Linked DNA regions of Homo sapiens: region 2 is linked to region 1. The links are chromatin loops, found by intact Hi-C in ENCODE. Cell type or tissue: PC-3. All regions are shown on one strand. Links, peaks and the distances in the headings refer to the core of each region. The heading gives the core; the rest is flanking DNA.

Region 1 (5,000 bases), core at 1-5,000:
AGAGATGACAATAAAAGAATTGGCAGAAAACCCAGATGAAAAAAACAAGAAATAAGTAAAACACTGTGGTTACAGATGGCAAACGATCCTACAAAGTAGATGGTACCTATGAAGAGAAGGTACCAACTGCTCCCTAAACCTTACTGTATCTAGAATTTTTATAGAAATTTTAAGAAGTTCAAAGACTTCTGAGTATTTTTTAAGTGTAAAAGGTAAAAGTGATACACAGATGGTTTAAAAAAATTCAAACACTACCAACAGTTATGTATATTCATCACCTTTTTATAGAAGTCAGCTGAAGTCATAAAATTAGTCAACCTTGTGGAACATCTGACCCATATCCTTATCAGCTAAGAAGATAGTTTTAAAAGAACACTCCACTTTAGTATGATTAGAAAGGACAAAGGTAGATGACTCAGGGAGCTGGAAAGGTATGCTAACAGAAATGGAGTTCCAAATACCAACCTGCTTACGTCACAATCTGTTCCAGTAAAGTCCTTAGTAAAGGACTCTTTACTAAAATCATCTTGTATCTCCCTTCTTGTTAGCCTGCCTGTGGGCAAAAGAAGTTTCAGAAACTTTAACACCATTTCTTTAACACCATACTTTCTCTGTGGGGTGGAAATTGGAATTGGAGGGACTGGCAATGTTCAAATAGTAGTATTACCACCTAAACCCACACTCTGATTTTCCTAATGAATTCAATTCTGTGGGACTGGACTGTCCTCTACTTTGGACACAAAGGCAGTAGTTAGAGACCCTGGTCCAACAATAAAACCGGGAGTCTATCAAATCAAATATGTAACTGCCATTAAAGTTCCATGTATTTGCTATTGCTATTTCTAAAGTGAAATTATAGACATGTAACCAGTATGGAATTAATAATCATGGGCTTGTTGTCAGTTCCTTTATCAGGTCCCCATTTCTGAAAGTCCTGTACACGAAGGAATGTGAAGGAAGGTAATCCCGAGGGAAATTCAAAAACTGTTCAATTCATCATGAAATCAAAAGTTGAAGCTTTGGCAATATTTGCTAAATTAGTATGTCTGCTTAGTGTCAGTATTTCTATATATTACTGTTTTAAAACTTTATGTCAAAGAAATGATGAGACTCTTTGGTATTCAGCCATGTCCTCAGAGCCATTTCTTTAAATGCCACTAATTCCTTTTTGTGGAATACTTTTTAGAATCTCATTTGTGTGTGTATCTCCACATACACACAAAACAAGTCTCTAATGGCTTTATCATTGGCTAGTTGCAGCTGGGAAATCTTCACATGCTCAAAGCAAATCATCCTATATGGCATACTATATCAGATGCTTGGCCAGATTGCCTCAAGATTTTTTTCTTTTAATGTGCAAACTTTAAATGCACAGTGTACTACGGTTCACCTTCAGAAAAAAAAATGCTATGTATCTGTACTCTGCACACATAAACTGTAACTTCCTCAGACTTCCTTATAAATAAACAATAGCTTTTAATGTTTTTTGTATTGATAGACTAAGAAAAAGTCTCAGCAATTTTATGGAACAAAACAAAAAATCCATTGGAGCTAAATACCACATTGATGCATGCTATTCTCTTCATGCCAATTCTCTACCCTATGACCCTACATAACTCCTCCCTGTTCACAAATATACCTTCACTCTTTTGATCCTATTAAATATTGAAATGAAAAAGTCGTTTTTTTGTTTTTTTTTTTTTTTTGAGACAGGATCTCACTCTGTTGCCCAGGCTGGAGTGCAGTGGTGATATCATAGCTTACTGTAGCCTCAAACTCCTGGGCTCAAGTGATCTTCCTACCTCAGCCTTCCAAGTAGCTGGGACTACAGGTAGATGCCACCATGCACAGCTAACTAAAAAAAAAAAATTTGTAGAGGTGAGGTCTATGTTGCCTGTGCTGGTAAAAAAGCCTTCTTTAGAGAATATTTTGTATAGAAATGAAAATACATCACCACCAGGGGTCAGTGCCAGCCATGTGACTTCAACAGGTTTTAAATTAGCGCTCAAGAGAACTCGTCAGCTCCAATACCTTCTTGAACAGGCCCCGTACTTCCTCGTAACTCTGATCTATTTCCCATCCCTGTCCATGCCCAACGTGTAAGCTTGGCCAAGACCAAGACACTCTCATAACCTCTCTGGAAAACAATGAAATGGTCAAATAAGCTACATATGCTGGCTTGTCCTTTCTTGCTCTAATTTAAAACATTAACCTTTATATATATATAAAAATTTTTTTACTTATGTAGTTAAATATCAAGATAATCTTATTATTACATTTAGTTAACATTTACAAAGAAGGAGCAGAGCATTATCCATAACGCTATAAACTGGGTTCTTATTAGCCATAATTCATAAAACATGAACTCAAAAGACTTCTCACAAAACATCTATGTACTCACTGAGAGCTAAAACAAAGCATTCAACACAAAAGGTAAGAACGAGTAAAACCTCACAATATAAAATTTCAATGCCTATCTATAAAATATGTCCTTCAATCTAGTATTTATGAAAAACTATTTTTATCTAAAAAGTGGTTAAGGCAGGAGGATCACTTGAGGCCAGGACTTTAAGACCAGCCTAGACAACATAGGGAGACCCTGTCTCTACAAAAAAAAAAAAAAAAAAAAAATTAGCTGGGCCTGGTGGCACAATGCCTGTAGTCCTGCCTACTCAGGAGGCTGAGGCAGGAGGATCCCTTGAGCCCAGGAGTTCGAGGCTGTAGTGAGCTATGACTGTGCCACTACCCTCCAGCCTGAGTGACAGAACAAGACCTCATCTCTAAAAGAAAATAAAAAATAAAGATAAAAATTAAAAGTGATCATCTGAAATGACAAAGGCATATGAGGTCAGTTTTCTGAGGGCCAAAGAAATAAAGAAAGCTACCAAAGATGTTCTGAAAATACATACACTAAAATGGGGTCAGTAAATAGGCTAGATAATAAGTATTTCAGGTTTTGTTACAAGCCATACTGTCTCCACTCCAACTATTCAACTCTGCCATTGTTGCAAAAAAGCAGTTATAGACAATACATAAATGAATGTGTGGGTGTGTTCCAATAAAACTTTACTTACAAACCAGGTGGCTGACTCTGCTAATTGTCAACTCATACACAAAAATATAGATCCACTGGTATGACAATGTTTATGTCACACCTTTGATATAAGGCTGACATGAGAAATGTTACTCTAAATGGCTGTTCTTCCACAGTAATTTCTTTTTACTTAGGAATATAAAATATTATTTGCATTTTTTTTAAAAAAAGACCTATGTTCACTTTTAAAAATTACATTTTGAAAGGAAAATTGATCTCTATAATAATCTCTAAGACCTGAGAAAGGAAACCTATGGGAAAGAGAAGAGTAGGACGAGGAGGCTAGAAGGAGGAATCCAAAAGAACCAAGGTGAACAAACATTAGCTCAAGATTTGTATTCTCAGAACTATCTGCAAAAGCTGGTAACATGCATATCGTATATAAAACACATTTGTGCCCTCAAGAAACTCATGACGTAGTTGAAGAGCAAACTTATTTTTTGCCTCTGCATTCCAAAATTTTCAAGATTAAGGGCATATGGGATTGCAAATACATTTTCTGAAGAAGCTTAAAACTTATGCTTCAAAATAAAGACACTTTTAATGAAGACTTACACTTTTATAAACAGAAAAAGACGGCATAAAATCATGTTACATCTAGAATTTATTTTATATTTCTATTCTTTTGTCCTATATCAATTCTGTATTACTATCAGTAACTATGGCTCACTACATGGGCATAGCCTCCTGAAAGAATTTATCAGAACTTTCCTGGGAATGGGGTAGGGTAGTACTGAACCGAAAAAATCCCATGATTCCTCTTCTCCTTCCTTCTCCACCCTCTGACCCCCACTTCAAGAATCCCTACTATATATCATGATCTCTCAAAGTACAAAAGATAGATTTCTCCACTGAAAAAAACTAATTCTTGAACCCTAAAATATATTGAACATAATAAATCTGCGTACCTTCCTTCAAGTAGGCTCTGTCTCCGAAAAGTTAAGTTTGTACAGTAGAAAACAAAAAATTCCCAGGTCTGCAAGCAAGAATTAAGACCAAAACCACTGTCAGGAACAGTGGTTCATGTCTGTAATCCCAGCATTTTGGGAGGCCAAGGCAGGTAGATTGCTCGAGCCCAGACGTTTGAGACCAGCCTGGGCAACATGGCGAAACCCCATCTCTACAAAAAAAATACAAAAATTAGCCAGACATGTTGGTAAATGCCTGTGGTCCCAGCTATCCAGGAGGCTGAGGTGGGAGGACACAAGCCCAGGGAAATAGAGGCTGCAATGAGCCTTGATCATGCCATTGTACTCCAGCTTGGGTGACAGAGTGAGACTGTCTAAAAAAAAAAAAGAAAAAAGAAAAAAGGAAACTACACTTCTACACCCAGGTCCATCATAAATTATATAAGTGAGGTTACTTAAATTAGGGTAATTCCTAAGCAAAAGTTATAAGTGTTTCGGGGGGGCGGGGGGGTGTGGGAATAAATAGTGCCTAAATTTATTATAATTTTAGGCTGTTCCCAAACATTTTTAAGAATCTGACTGAATTTACACCTACTTATTTTCTTAAACAACATACCTATCCAGAAGAATTCTAACTCTTTCTTGGAAGAAAATACTATTAAATCTACTACTTAAAAGTAGAAAAATAAATCACAATTCATTCACTAGGGTCAAGGAAATTAAAGACCAAAATAGACCCTAAAAAAAAATGCATATTGTAACTGTTAAGCATTACAGCCAAGAGGAATTTTAGCTTTAACATCAAAAATAAGAGGCTCCTCAGAGAGAACATTACGTGAGATTTTTATTTTTTAGCTTTTTTTTTTATAGTGAGAATGTTATGTATAGTTTTTAAAACATTAAGAACTGAAAGACATTTTCCACATATGCAAATAAACGTACCTCTAACTAGGAACTATATATATAATTTTCTCATTAGGAAAAAACAAGAGAGATTC
Region 2 (11,756 bases), core at 4,019-9,018, 250 kb after region 1:
CTGTTCCTACCTCTGGAAGCTTTGTCCCAGAGGGGCACCTGCCAGATGCCAGCTGGAGCTCTCCTTTATGTCTGTTGACCCCTGCTGGGAGGTGTCTCCCAGTCAGGAGGCAGGGGGTTCAGGCACCCACTTGAGGAGACAGTCTGTCCCTTAGCAGAGCTCAAGCACTGTGTTGGGAGATCTGCTGCTCTCTTCAGAGCTGGCAGACAGGAACGTTTAAATCTGCTGAAGCTGTGCCCACACCCACCCCTTCCCCCAGGTGCTCTGTCCCAGGGAGATGGGAATTTTATCTGTAAGCCCCTGACGGGGGCTGCTGCCTTTCTTTCAGGGATGTCCTGCCCAGAGGGGAGGAATCTAGAGAGGCAGTCTGGTTACAGTGGCTTTGCCAAGCTGCAGTGGGCTCTACTCAGTTCGAACTTCCGAAAGGCTTTGTTTACACTGTGAAGGGAAGACTGTCTACTCAAGTCTCAGTAATAGTGGATGCCCCTCCCCCTACCAAGCTTGAGCATCCCAGGTAGACTTCAGACTGCTGTGCTGGCAGTGAGAATTTCAAGCCAATGAGTCTTAGCTTGCTGGGCTCTGTTGGGGTGGGATCCGCTGAGCTAGACCAGTTGGCTCCCTGGCTTTAGCCCCCTTTCCAGGGGGGTGAACGCTTCTGTCACACTGGTGTTCCAGGTGCCACTGGGGTAGGAAAAAAAACTCCTGCAGCTAGCTCGGTGTCTGCCCAAATGGCCACCCAGTTTTGTGTTTGAAACCTAGGGCCCTGGTGGTGTAGGCACCTGAGGGGGTCCCCTGGTCTATGGGTTGCAAAGCCTATGGGAAAAGCGTAGTATCTGGGCCGGAATGCACCATTTTTCATGGCACAGTCCCTCACGGCTTACCTTGGCTTGGGGAGGGAGTTCCCCGACCCCTTGCGCTTCCCAGGTGAGGCAATGTCCCACTCTGCTTTGGCTTGCTCTCCATGGGCCGCACCCACTGTCTAACCAGTCCCAATGAGATGAGCTGGGTACCTCAGTTGGGAATGCAAAAATCACCCACCTTCTGCATTGATCTGCCTGGGAGCTGCAGACCAGAGCTGTTCCTATTTGGCCATCTTGCCAGCCACTTCCTAATCCTTGTATTTTTATGTGAACCAGTTACATGGTGCTAATATTTGAAATCGATAATAATTATTGAAAGATCTCCTTAGATACAAAGCATGGTGCCAGGCACTGTTAAAGAATAGAAGATGTAGATCCTTTTTTTCAGGTGCTTACAATCTAGTAAAATAGGACATAGACCGAGGAAGAGTAAATAATGACAGCAGTTAAGTTCAAAGGGAGGCAATGCTGCAAGGAAGTGCATGACCAGTGGCCACATGAGTTAGCTGTACCAAAAATCTATGAAAGCTTTGAAGAGGAAGGCTCATTTTAGATTGAGCTTTATAGAGTAGATGATAATTGAATCAAGTCATCAAGGGTAGGAGGGATGTGGATATATGAAGGTAAAGAAGGTTGGGTACTCCAAGTCTTGAAATCCCTTCTGTTAAAATCTTTTAAAAGGAAGCTGGATAATTTTCTCTGATGATCTGTTACCCATGACCCAACATACTGATATCAGTTTAAAACTCCTCTCTGCCCTTCACTATTTTTGCGTGCTCCCTAAATGGCCAGCCAACTAACATGGATTGGAGGAAGGGAGTGGTGGTCAAGAAACAAAGAAGATGACAGAATAAAGTCCTCCTGGGAGACCTGATAGTGGTTCTGTTTAATTTTACATTTTAACACGGATCAGGATGAAATAGATCCTCTTCACACCATACAATTTACAACCCATTTAAAACAAAAAATGATTATCCAGGCTGGACGCAGTGGCTCATGCCTGTAATCCCAGCACTTTGGGAGGGTGAGGCGGGCGAATCACTTGAGGTCAGCAGTTTGAGACCAGCCTGACCAACATGGAGAAACCCTGTCTCTACTAAAAATACAAAATTAGCTAGGCGAGGTGGTGCATACCTGTAATCCCAGCTGCTCAGGAGCTGAGGCAGGAGAATTGCTTGAACCTGGGAGGCAGAGATTGCGGTGAGCGGAGATTGCGCCATTGCACTCCAGCCTGGGCAACAAGAGCGAAACTCTGTCTCAAAAAAAAAAAAAAAAAAATTACTATCCCACTTCTATCCTTCTATCAAAAGTAACACATTTTAAAAGGCCCACAGTACCCATGCTTCAAAAAGTGAACCAAGGGCATGCAGAATTGTCAACTAGAGCTCAAGAGTGTTGAATAAGAAATCGTTCCAGCGTGGTGGTATCAGTATCTAAGGGAGGAACATAGGGGATAATCACTGATCATTTCACAATTGCAGTAAATGAATTCAGGAAAGAAAAAGAAAATGCTTAACACCTGGGCAATTAAATTCTTAATAATAAATTGGTGATGAGACTCGAATGTACTTTGTGTGTTGAAGGAAAGCAATGAAGTCCATTTCTACCTTAGTTGCCGATTGTACTTCCCGTTAAGCTATTAAGTTCAAAGGTGCAGTTTCCCCCCAGGAAATAAAACCTTCCAGATAAAGCTTTCCCAGTTCTTCATTCCACTCTGTGCTGGCTGAGTTTTCATTCTAAGCACTTGCTTGAGCATTTTGGGGAATCTTCTTCTCAACAGGGCGTTGATATTTGAGCAGAAAAGAAAATTGTTCTTATTTCTGACTCAAAGGTGGTATATTTACATAAGCCCCTCTTTCATTTAAATCTGTCTTAATCCTCAAGGATTTAGTAATTGAAATGCAAAATGCATTTTTTTATCAATGGAAAAAAAACATAAGAGAAAACAAACAGTACAGATAAAGAATTTTTAAAAACTATTTTCTTTTTTATTTTCATGTTGTCTTGCCTAAAAGCAGTGTGGTTTCAAGATAAGTGTTTGTATTTACCTGATCTGGGTTGAAAACAAATGTGTACATATATGCATATGAAGGGGTTCAGAACATGCCATTCTAAAATATGTTGCTTTGGCATGCTGATTATTTTGAGCTAAAAGAAATTGAGAACCAACTCTTTATCTCAACTGCCTAAAATAAAGTATAAATTTCCTCTTTTATAAAGGAAATTTACATTTATAAAGGAAATTTTCATTAGTAAAGGTATTTGTTCCAGGAAGATGGCCATCCCTGAAGACAACTTTTATCACCTGAGAGACTCTTATCTGTATAACAAGGCAGGCAACTTTTATTCACTATACATTTCCTCCTCTAGCCTTCCCACAATTTGCCTCCACCACCCCTGAGCAGCCCCAAACCCCTATTCCTTTCTGTAACCGCAGACAATATGAAAGTCTCAATCACCTGGCTGCTTAGTTTCATATATCTGTGGGACTCCTATGTGTACATATGTAATTATTTTTCTCCTATTAATCTATGTCAGTTTAATTCTTAGACCAGCCACAGAACCTAGAAGGGTATAAGAAAGCATTTTTCCCTCTCAAACACGTATGAAATAAGGAAGATATGAGGTTATAATTTCATTTGAAAGTACAATGTAATCATTTTAATCTTATTTTCAACCCATCTCTAAGTTCAAGATAATTTTGAAAATCCTTATTTTCAATTTCATAGCTGAATTGAAAGGCAGCTGGTCTACATTATCACTCCAACAAATACATTAAAACATGGTTAATTATCTCTTATGGCTGCAAGAGCATGGCCAATGTGGAATTTATTCTGTGTCTTGAATGGCTTTCTTGAGAGTTATTACAAATTTTTCCTGTGGTGAGGTGCTAATTACAAGTGCTCAGTTCTGCCCCAGAAGACCTGCTGCCAAATCAGAGACAAGGCAAAAGCTCCTGGTTTGCATCCATTTCTAAATTTGTTTTTCCACCTACTCCAGCTTTATTTTTACTTTTGGGGATGTTAGAGAAAGGCATTTTGTTTTTACAAACAAAAAATTCTTAAACCGTAAATATCCTTGTCATTACTTCAATTAAAAAAAAGCATTTTGTTGGATAATCTCAAAGTTTCTTCTAGCTTTAAAATCCTTCTATGGATTGTAATTTTATTTAGTCCTTTTCACATTATCACTAATATCCTTATTTGCATATACTTTTTAAAATAATGATTTTTTTCTTCTCCACGTGGGTTGCTGTGTTTAAATAATGCTACTTATTTGCATTCTAATATAGGAGGAAGGGAGGAGAGTAATATGGTCTCTTTCCACATAAGCAAAGTTGTCCACTAATCAACATTATTGGCAATACTAAAGCCACTAGAATCTTAAAATTATTTCGTTTTTGTTTTATATTTCTTATTTTATGCTATAGAGTAAAGGATATATAAAAGACTCAAAGGTGCACATTAGACTTACTTTTGCATGTTAAAAAGAAATCTAGCCTATTAGGCTAAGGTGAGGGTCTAGCATGGACTGGCTCCTACTTACCTCTCCAATTCCATTTTCAGCCCCTTTACCCTCCCTCCCTTAATTCCCCCAGTTTGTTTTAGGCCTAAACAGACCTTTTCTTTCCTAAAACAGGAGGAGTTTTTTCCAGGCTCAAGGCTTTTCCATTTATAATTCCCTTTGTGAGGTAAGGAAGGAACTCCCCCTCTCCCTTCTTATTCTTCAGATCTTGGCCTTAAATATCAATGCCTCAGAAAGATTTAGAGAACCATCCCTATCTAAGTAGATTCTCACCTCTGTAAGTTTCTTAACATTGCACTATTTCCTGCAAAGAATTTATTGTACTATATGTGTGTTATTTATAGTATGTTCCATAAAGATAGAATTCATCAATGTACCTGGAATTAGCACAATGCCATGCACAGACTAATCTCTCTGTTGAAAAAATAAATGAACAGGAGAGCATTAACTCTGAGCAACTTTATTCTGGAAATGCCCCAGCTCAAGCCTGAGAATATTATTATTACCAAGGTAACTTCCAGCTAGAATAAGTAGTGCTATGAATTTAGCTCTATGGTGAAACGAGAAAGCTTATTCTCAGGGCCACAAAGTAAGAGAAGAAGCATGAGTAGAAAATCATGCACACATAAATCATGTGCAGAACCCAGGTGTAATCCTAAGGGTTGTGGCTGACACCCCTCTTGAAATGGCCTCATTGCCTGGGGTGGCACCTGAAGTTCTTGGTCTTGTGGCCAAGGAAAGCAAGGACACAAACACACCAAGGGTGAGGTTAGAGCAGAAGTTTAATAGGCAAAAGAAACAGCTCTCTGCTGCAGAGTGGGGTCCCCAAAAGTGTTGCCATTCTGCAGGGAAATGCAAGGGTTTTTATAAATGAGTTAGTGGGGAGGGGGTATCTTATTTACCTAGGGCATGAAAAACAGGTTAGAACCAGGTGTGCCATCTGCACAGAGCACAAATCTCTGGCAGCCCCCACCCCTACCTTTTATTATGCAGACGGCTCCTTGGCCTGAGCTTCTTCGCATTGCTTATTTCTTTCCTACTGTGCATGTGCTGAAAAAGGGGAGGTAGATCCCGCACGGTGGACATGCCTGGCCCCAGGTACTCCTTTTTTGTTGGTGCGGCTGCAGGCATCTCCCCATGAGTATGTCGTAAAAAGGAAAGGAATGTGCTCACTAAGGCCCATTGTGTTTACTGGGATCCACCGTATGTATGTGAAACTTGCCAATTACCCAGGAAGCTCCACCTCTGTGTCATAGCTGCTTCCTTATCTGTGTTTGCAGCCTGATCTTCCAGGCTGCTCTTTGTTAAAAGGTAAGTGATTTCCTGGGCTGCTTTTTGTTAGAAGGGAAGTTCTGCCGAGAACTCTTTGCCCTGTCTGCCTAGCTAGTGTCTTTCTACCTCCTCTCTCACTATAACAAAAACAGGTTAACAAGAGAAAAGCCTAACAAACTTATTTTATCAAAGTTTTATGTGATACGGGAGGCTTCAGAATGAAAATCCCCAAACCTAGGGAAAATTGTCTGTTTTTATGCTTAGGTTCAATGAAGAATAGACAGTTGCGTAGAAATGTGATTGGATACAGGGTATGATCTAATGGTAATCAACTGAGGGGAGAAACCTAGCAAGGCCTGTCTGTTCAGATTCTTGAAATTCCTCTCTGGGAAGCATTTCATCCTCCAAGGTATGGGGCAGAATTCCTATGGAATGAGGTTCTTCAAGTGAAAAGGGAAAAAGAGGTCTTTCTAGGTTTTATGACTTGTTTTGGGGAACAGGAGTTTTAATTGCTATGAGTCACCTTGGGGAAGAGGAATACTAGTTTATAGGCCTGCTTTGGGGAGGAAAAAGGATGGGAGACAAGAGGATAAGAGAAGGTCAGAGAGAGACTTTGCTTCTGTGGTTCTTCCAGCCTCTTTCATTTCAAAGTACTCAGCATACCAAAGACATCATACCTTGGGCTGTTGTGTTCTGAGCCCTAACAGTGCCATCTCCCTCTAAGTATAAAATGATAGAGTTCATCTAGGCTTCATTAGGAGTAAGACTAAGTGGGTAAACATAGGAGTGGAGGGAAAGTTTGCCATTTGCCTTCTGAAGGTTTGCTGAAATGAACTGACAGTAGGGAGATTAACAGGAGAAAAAGGCATACAAATTTATTAACATGCAAGTGTGTACAGAAGCCATACAAAATATGAAACTCAAAGAAGGGTCAGATGGTTGAGGTTTAAAAATCTTCTTCATAGGGGAGAGGGAATGGGGGATGTGGGCAATTTTGAGGGGTAGTAAATGATTTTCAGGATAATTGAATGAGCCCAAAGAACAGACATTGTTCTGGAACAAAACTTCATTCTGAGCACTAGGGGAGGTGGTGGGATAGTGACGGTCAGAACTTCCCTGTGAACGGAGGTTCTTATATTATGTAAATAAAGTCTCCCAGGTAATCTCTTGGAGCTGCTCTCAGAAAAATGAATAAAAAGTCTGTCCGAGCATGGTGATGATGTTTAGTCTTTTCTCCAGTGGTTAATCTTGCCTAGTTATTTGATGAGATTCCTAGGGAGGGGGTCTTAAGACAATTGCATTTCTTTTGAAAGAAGTTTTCCTCAGTCAGACAAGGGAAATACCAGAGATAACCTCTCCCTGTGCTTGGGGTTTGGGGTAGAAATAAGAGAAGGCTAGAAACTCCTCGGTTCTTAGCCTTTCCAAGTTCCTTTAATTCAGAAGTGTTCGGCATGACAAAGCATCATACTTTGGGGTATTGTTCTCTGCACTCCAACAGTGGAAGTGGTGAATAATGTTGGTGTTTCTGCCCAGATTCCTTTTAGCACCCATGCTCCCATTCCCTTGGACTTTCCTTTGCTTCTAACAGCTAGCATCTGGGGTTCTTTTTGGAGGACTGTGCCTGTACTGCTACAGCCTGCTTTGCTGGCAGCATAGAGAGCAGGCAATGGCTGGGAATTACATTCTCCACCCCCATCCCATGATTGGGAGGTTTGGGAGTATGAAATAAAAGCCCCAGGCTCCTTGCCTAAGAACAGAAGTTTCCCTGATTTCATCAGGCTGGAGCCATCCTTGGCTAGATGCACCATTGCTTGGCTTCCTCCTTTTCCCTGCTCCTGCTCTTCTTCCTTAGAGATTTCTCCTGGGAGCACTGCCTTAGTAAATCACATGCATTTGAATCCTCAGAAACCTCATTTTAGGGTCTACTACTGGAGGACTAGTCTTAAGACAGTGGGACAAAAGTTCTTGGGATTTTCCCCCCTTAATCAATATGCACATGTTGACTACCTATGTGTAAGGCAGTCTAGAGAAGCAGAGAAGAGCATTCTAAGCAAAGAGAACAGCCAAACAAAGGCATGGAGCCATGCACGTGACTAACTGTCCAAGTACTTTAACATGGCCAGCATGGAAGGTATGGAAGGTACAGGGAATAATAGTCAAAGACGGGGCTGGAAGGTGTCACTTGAGGCCACATTATAATAGACTTTGAAGTGATGCTAAGAAGTAAAAAAAAAAAAAGAAAGAAAGAAAGGAAAAGAAAAGGAAAAAACCTATGGGGAGAAAAAAATAACATTTTTCCCCTACCTGCCTAGGTCCTAGCCTCCATCTCGGGCCCTGGAAATCTAACTGACAAAAGACAGATTAACAAAAGAAAAACAGAATTTACTAACACATGTAGTACACATACATGTGGGAGAAACTCAGTGATGAGTAACTGAAAACGATGGTTAGAATTTGAGTTTATATAGCATCTTCACAAAAAACCAGCCCATTTAGATGTGACAAGACAAAGGAAAAGGTTTTAAGCTTTCAAGGGTGGTAAACTGTGGAAAGGTAAGTGTATGGGGGAAACAAAAGGAATAAGGTTTGTTTTCATATGTCCATGTCAGTGCCAACTTTCTGTCTTCTTCATGGTCATGAAACTTCCCTAGGAGAGAGGATTTATGGCAGTCCTTATTTTCAGAAGTTTCTGCTTTTAGTCAGACAAGGGAGGCGCTGGGAAGGCTGCTTCTGTATCTGTTGAATCTGAAATGACTTTAGCTCAAAATACTTCTTATGCTAAAGTGGCATATTTTGGGGTGGCGTATTTCGATCCCCTACAAACCCAATAAGTAAATTGAGCCCTTACCATGTGCTTTCCATTTAAATAATCCTCACAAAAACATTTTAAAGGTTGTACTATTAATATCCCCATTTTGTATCTGAGGGAGTCAAAACGTAGAAAGGTTGTTTAAGGACACCTAAAAAGAGTCAGAGCTGGAATCCAAGCTTGTCTGACTTCCAAGCCCATGAGTTGGTCTATTCTTCAAAAAACGTGAAGTAAAATGTCGTTGTTAATCAGTAACTCTAGAGCAAGTCTGGATTGGACTAGGGAGAGAGGGGAGGCATAGACTCCAAACTGAGCTCCCATTTCCATTGTTATTGCAGAAGTCTTTTATGAAGAAATAATGATGGCTTGGACCAGGGTGATGGTGGTAAGGACATGAGAAAACTGGATGGTTTTAAAGATGTCTATTCTGCTTAAAAGTGCTTTACTCAATTGTGCTACCCAGGTCAGGCTATGAGTTTGATTTAGAATACGAGTCTATTCCCAGCAGAGTTAGAGGGCAAATTGACAAGAACCCATTTATTCAACAATGTGTATTGAACTGTCACTATATTGTGCTGGATGATACCAATTAGGTGACACTACTGGAATGAAAGCGTATATATTTCTACTGAGTCAGTAACCATTTTAGTTTGTCTAAGAACCCACCAATATTCAGAAATCAAAACAGATATGTTTCTTGTTTTGAGGTTTGTTTAAAGCCATCAAGATCATAAAGATGATGAGTTCTCATACCAATTTCACAAGGACAACTAGGAACTTATTTTTGTTGCTTTTTGTTTTTCATAGTCAAATTCTTAAGCTTACATACCAAAAAGGTACTTTCTAATATATTTTTCCCCTGGTCAACATTTCTTGAGAAATATTGTGGCTGGTTTAATCAAGGTATTGTTAAAAAAAAGTGGGGGGTTAGAAAGGACAGTTAAAATGGTATTAAATGTACATATAATATCAAATCCAGAAGGCTGCTGCTTTCATAACAAACTAGATTCAACAGTATTAAAAAAAATCTGCTGTGTTTTAGGAATTTATCCTGCAGATACACTTGTACATGTATGAAATAACCAACTTACAAAAATAGTCCAGCATCTTTATAGTAGTAAAAGATTGAAAAGAATCTAAAAGTCCATCAATAGGAGACTGGCTAAATAAAGTTTGGTATATCCATTCAACAGAGTACTACATAACTTTAAAAATGAATGGGGTGGCTCTGCAGGTATCTATATAGCTTTTATGGTTTTTTTTGAGACAGGGTCTTGCACTGTCACCTAAGCTGGAGTGCTGTGGCATGATCTCAGTTCTTTGCAACCTCTGCTTCTGGGGCTCAAGTAATCCTCCCACCTCAGCCTCCCAAGTAGCTGGAACCACAGGTGTGAGCCAGCAAACTGGGCTAATTGTTTTATTTTATTTTTGTAAGACGGGGTCTTGCCATGTTGCCCAGGTTGGTCTCGAACTCCTGAGCTCAAAGCGATCTGCCTGCCTGGGTCCCCCAAAGTGCTGAGATTACAGGCATGAGCCACTGTGCCTGACGCTAAGTATCTATATAGCTTTAAGATGTATTACTAAAGGAAAAACACAGAGTGCAGAACAGTGTGTTATAATTTATGTACAAAAGGGGATGGTTACATGCACACACATATATTTACATACATACTTTGGTTATGCATTGAATGTTTCTGAGCTATAGGCCATGGGACAAAAACAAGGCTTAAATGGGTGGGAGTCAGGTGAGCAAAGAACACTTCTTTTCACTATGTATTCCTTTTTTTTTTTTAATTCTCAAAATAAATATGTGTATTTTTTTCCCTGTAAGGATAAACAAAAATTTGGTTTTCATTTAACACCATTTCATTGATTTTCTAATGTATATATAACTTTTATTTAAATTATGATTTAACTGGCAGTGGAATTATAGGGTTTTTCCCCCACTCCTTCTTTATGTTTTATTAGAATTAAATAAAGCTGCACTGGCTATCCACTTGTTGTTCAGGAAACATTACCAGGGTCATGATCTGCAGAGGTCAATATTCCCTTAAGGTTTAGGTTTATACAGATTGTACCTCTTTTGGAAAGCTTCTTAATCTAACTTTATTGGCTTAAAATGTAATGTCTTTTGCCCTGTAATGCATCCATGTATCATTTCCTCAAGTACTAGTAAAAATGCTTAGGAAAGGCATAGGCTTTTCACATATTATCATGCTGCTTGAAGACACAACTTCCTGGGCCTGGACTCCATTAAGAGAAGGAGCAACAAAATGCTTTGTTCTCTTGGTAAAGGTGATGGAAGTGAAGAGCATTAAAAAAATGGCATAAAGAGATAATCAGTTTCACAGTGTGAATATTCAAACCGAAACCCATGCTTCAAAGGCAAAGTTGGTGAAAAATTACTTGTTTCTACAAGTAATCTAGATCTCTCCAATAACTTTCATATATACATACTTTCTTCATATAACATTTTCTTTTGTTTTTTAAAAAGACAATCTTGCTCTGTCACCCAGACTAAAGTGCAGTGGCATGATCATGGCTCACTGCAACCTTGACCTCCCGGGTTCAAGCGACCCTCCCACCTCGGACTCCCGAGTAGTTGGGACTACAGGTGTGCACCACCATGCCTGGCTAATTTTTTATTTTTAGTAGAGATGGGGTCTCACTACATTGCTCAGGCTGGTCTGCAATCCTCCCACCTTAGCTTCCCAAAGTGTTGGGATTACACGCATGAGTCACTGCACCCAGCCAAGATTTTCTTTTTAATTCTACATGAAATTAGTTTTCATGCTTCCAACTAATTGCTCTTCTAAAGATATGTTTGATTCATTTGTTTTTTTCTTTTCTGGCTTATATAAAGTGGATAGAAGGTAATGATAGAGGAAACCAACAGGAAGGAGTAAGAGCATGTTTTCTTTCTCTTCTGCCATCCAGTCCCCCTCTAGTACCCTTTATTAGTGTGTGTATATATATATATTTTGTTGTTGTTGTTTTGTTTTGAAATGGAGTCTTGCTGTCACCCAGGCTGGAGTGCAGTGGCATGATCTCGGCTCACTGCAACCTCCCAGGTTCAGGTGATTCTCCTGCCTCAGCCTCCTGAGTAGCTGGGATTACAGGCATGCGCCACCATGCCCGACTAATTTTTGTATTTTTAGTAGTGACAGGGTTTCACCATGTTGGCCAGGCTAGTCTTGAACTCCTGACCTCAAATGATCTGCCCGCCTCGGCCTCCCAAAGTACTGGGATTACAAGCATGAGCCACCGCGCCTGGCCCATTAGCACATTTT

What was found. Peaks named below come from ENCODE experiments on the same cell type or tissue, not always from the same donor. Only the 100,000 strongest peaks of a DNase experiment are listed, where the experiment ranks them.
Region 2: it touches region 1 in a loop (2.4-fold over the local background); 2 of 110 quality-filtered maps call a loop at or near these places.

What each region holds. Positions count from the first base shown.
Region 1 is chr2:63,858,394-63,863,393 of GRCh38, reverse strand. The region is part of intron 3 of UGP2 (UDP-glucose pyrophosphorylase 2); the gene reads right to left. Among named protein-coding and RNA genes, the nearest start is that of UGP2, 19 kb to the right of the region's middle. In PC-3, for the core only: a CTCF peak has its summit at 1,953 (motif pointing right); a DNase peak (open chromatin) is centred at 413; H3K4me3 peaks cover 85 bases; H3K27ac peaks cover 911 bases.
Region 2 is chr2:63,609,071-63,620,826 of GRCh38, reverse strand. It overlaps a transcript of WDPCP not described here. Among named protein-coding and RNA genes, the nearest start is that of MDH1, 26 kb to the right of the region's middle. RefSeq lists enhancers at 4,672-5,534, 5,535-6,397. In PC-3, for the core only: no CTCF peak of the experiment used is centred there; DNase peaks (open chromatin) are centred at 5,596 and 6,086; H3K4me3 peaks cover 1,889 bases; H3K27ac peaks cover 1,661 bases.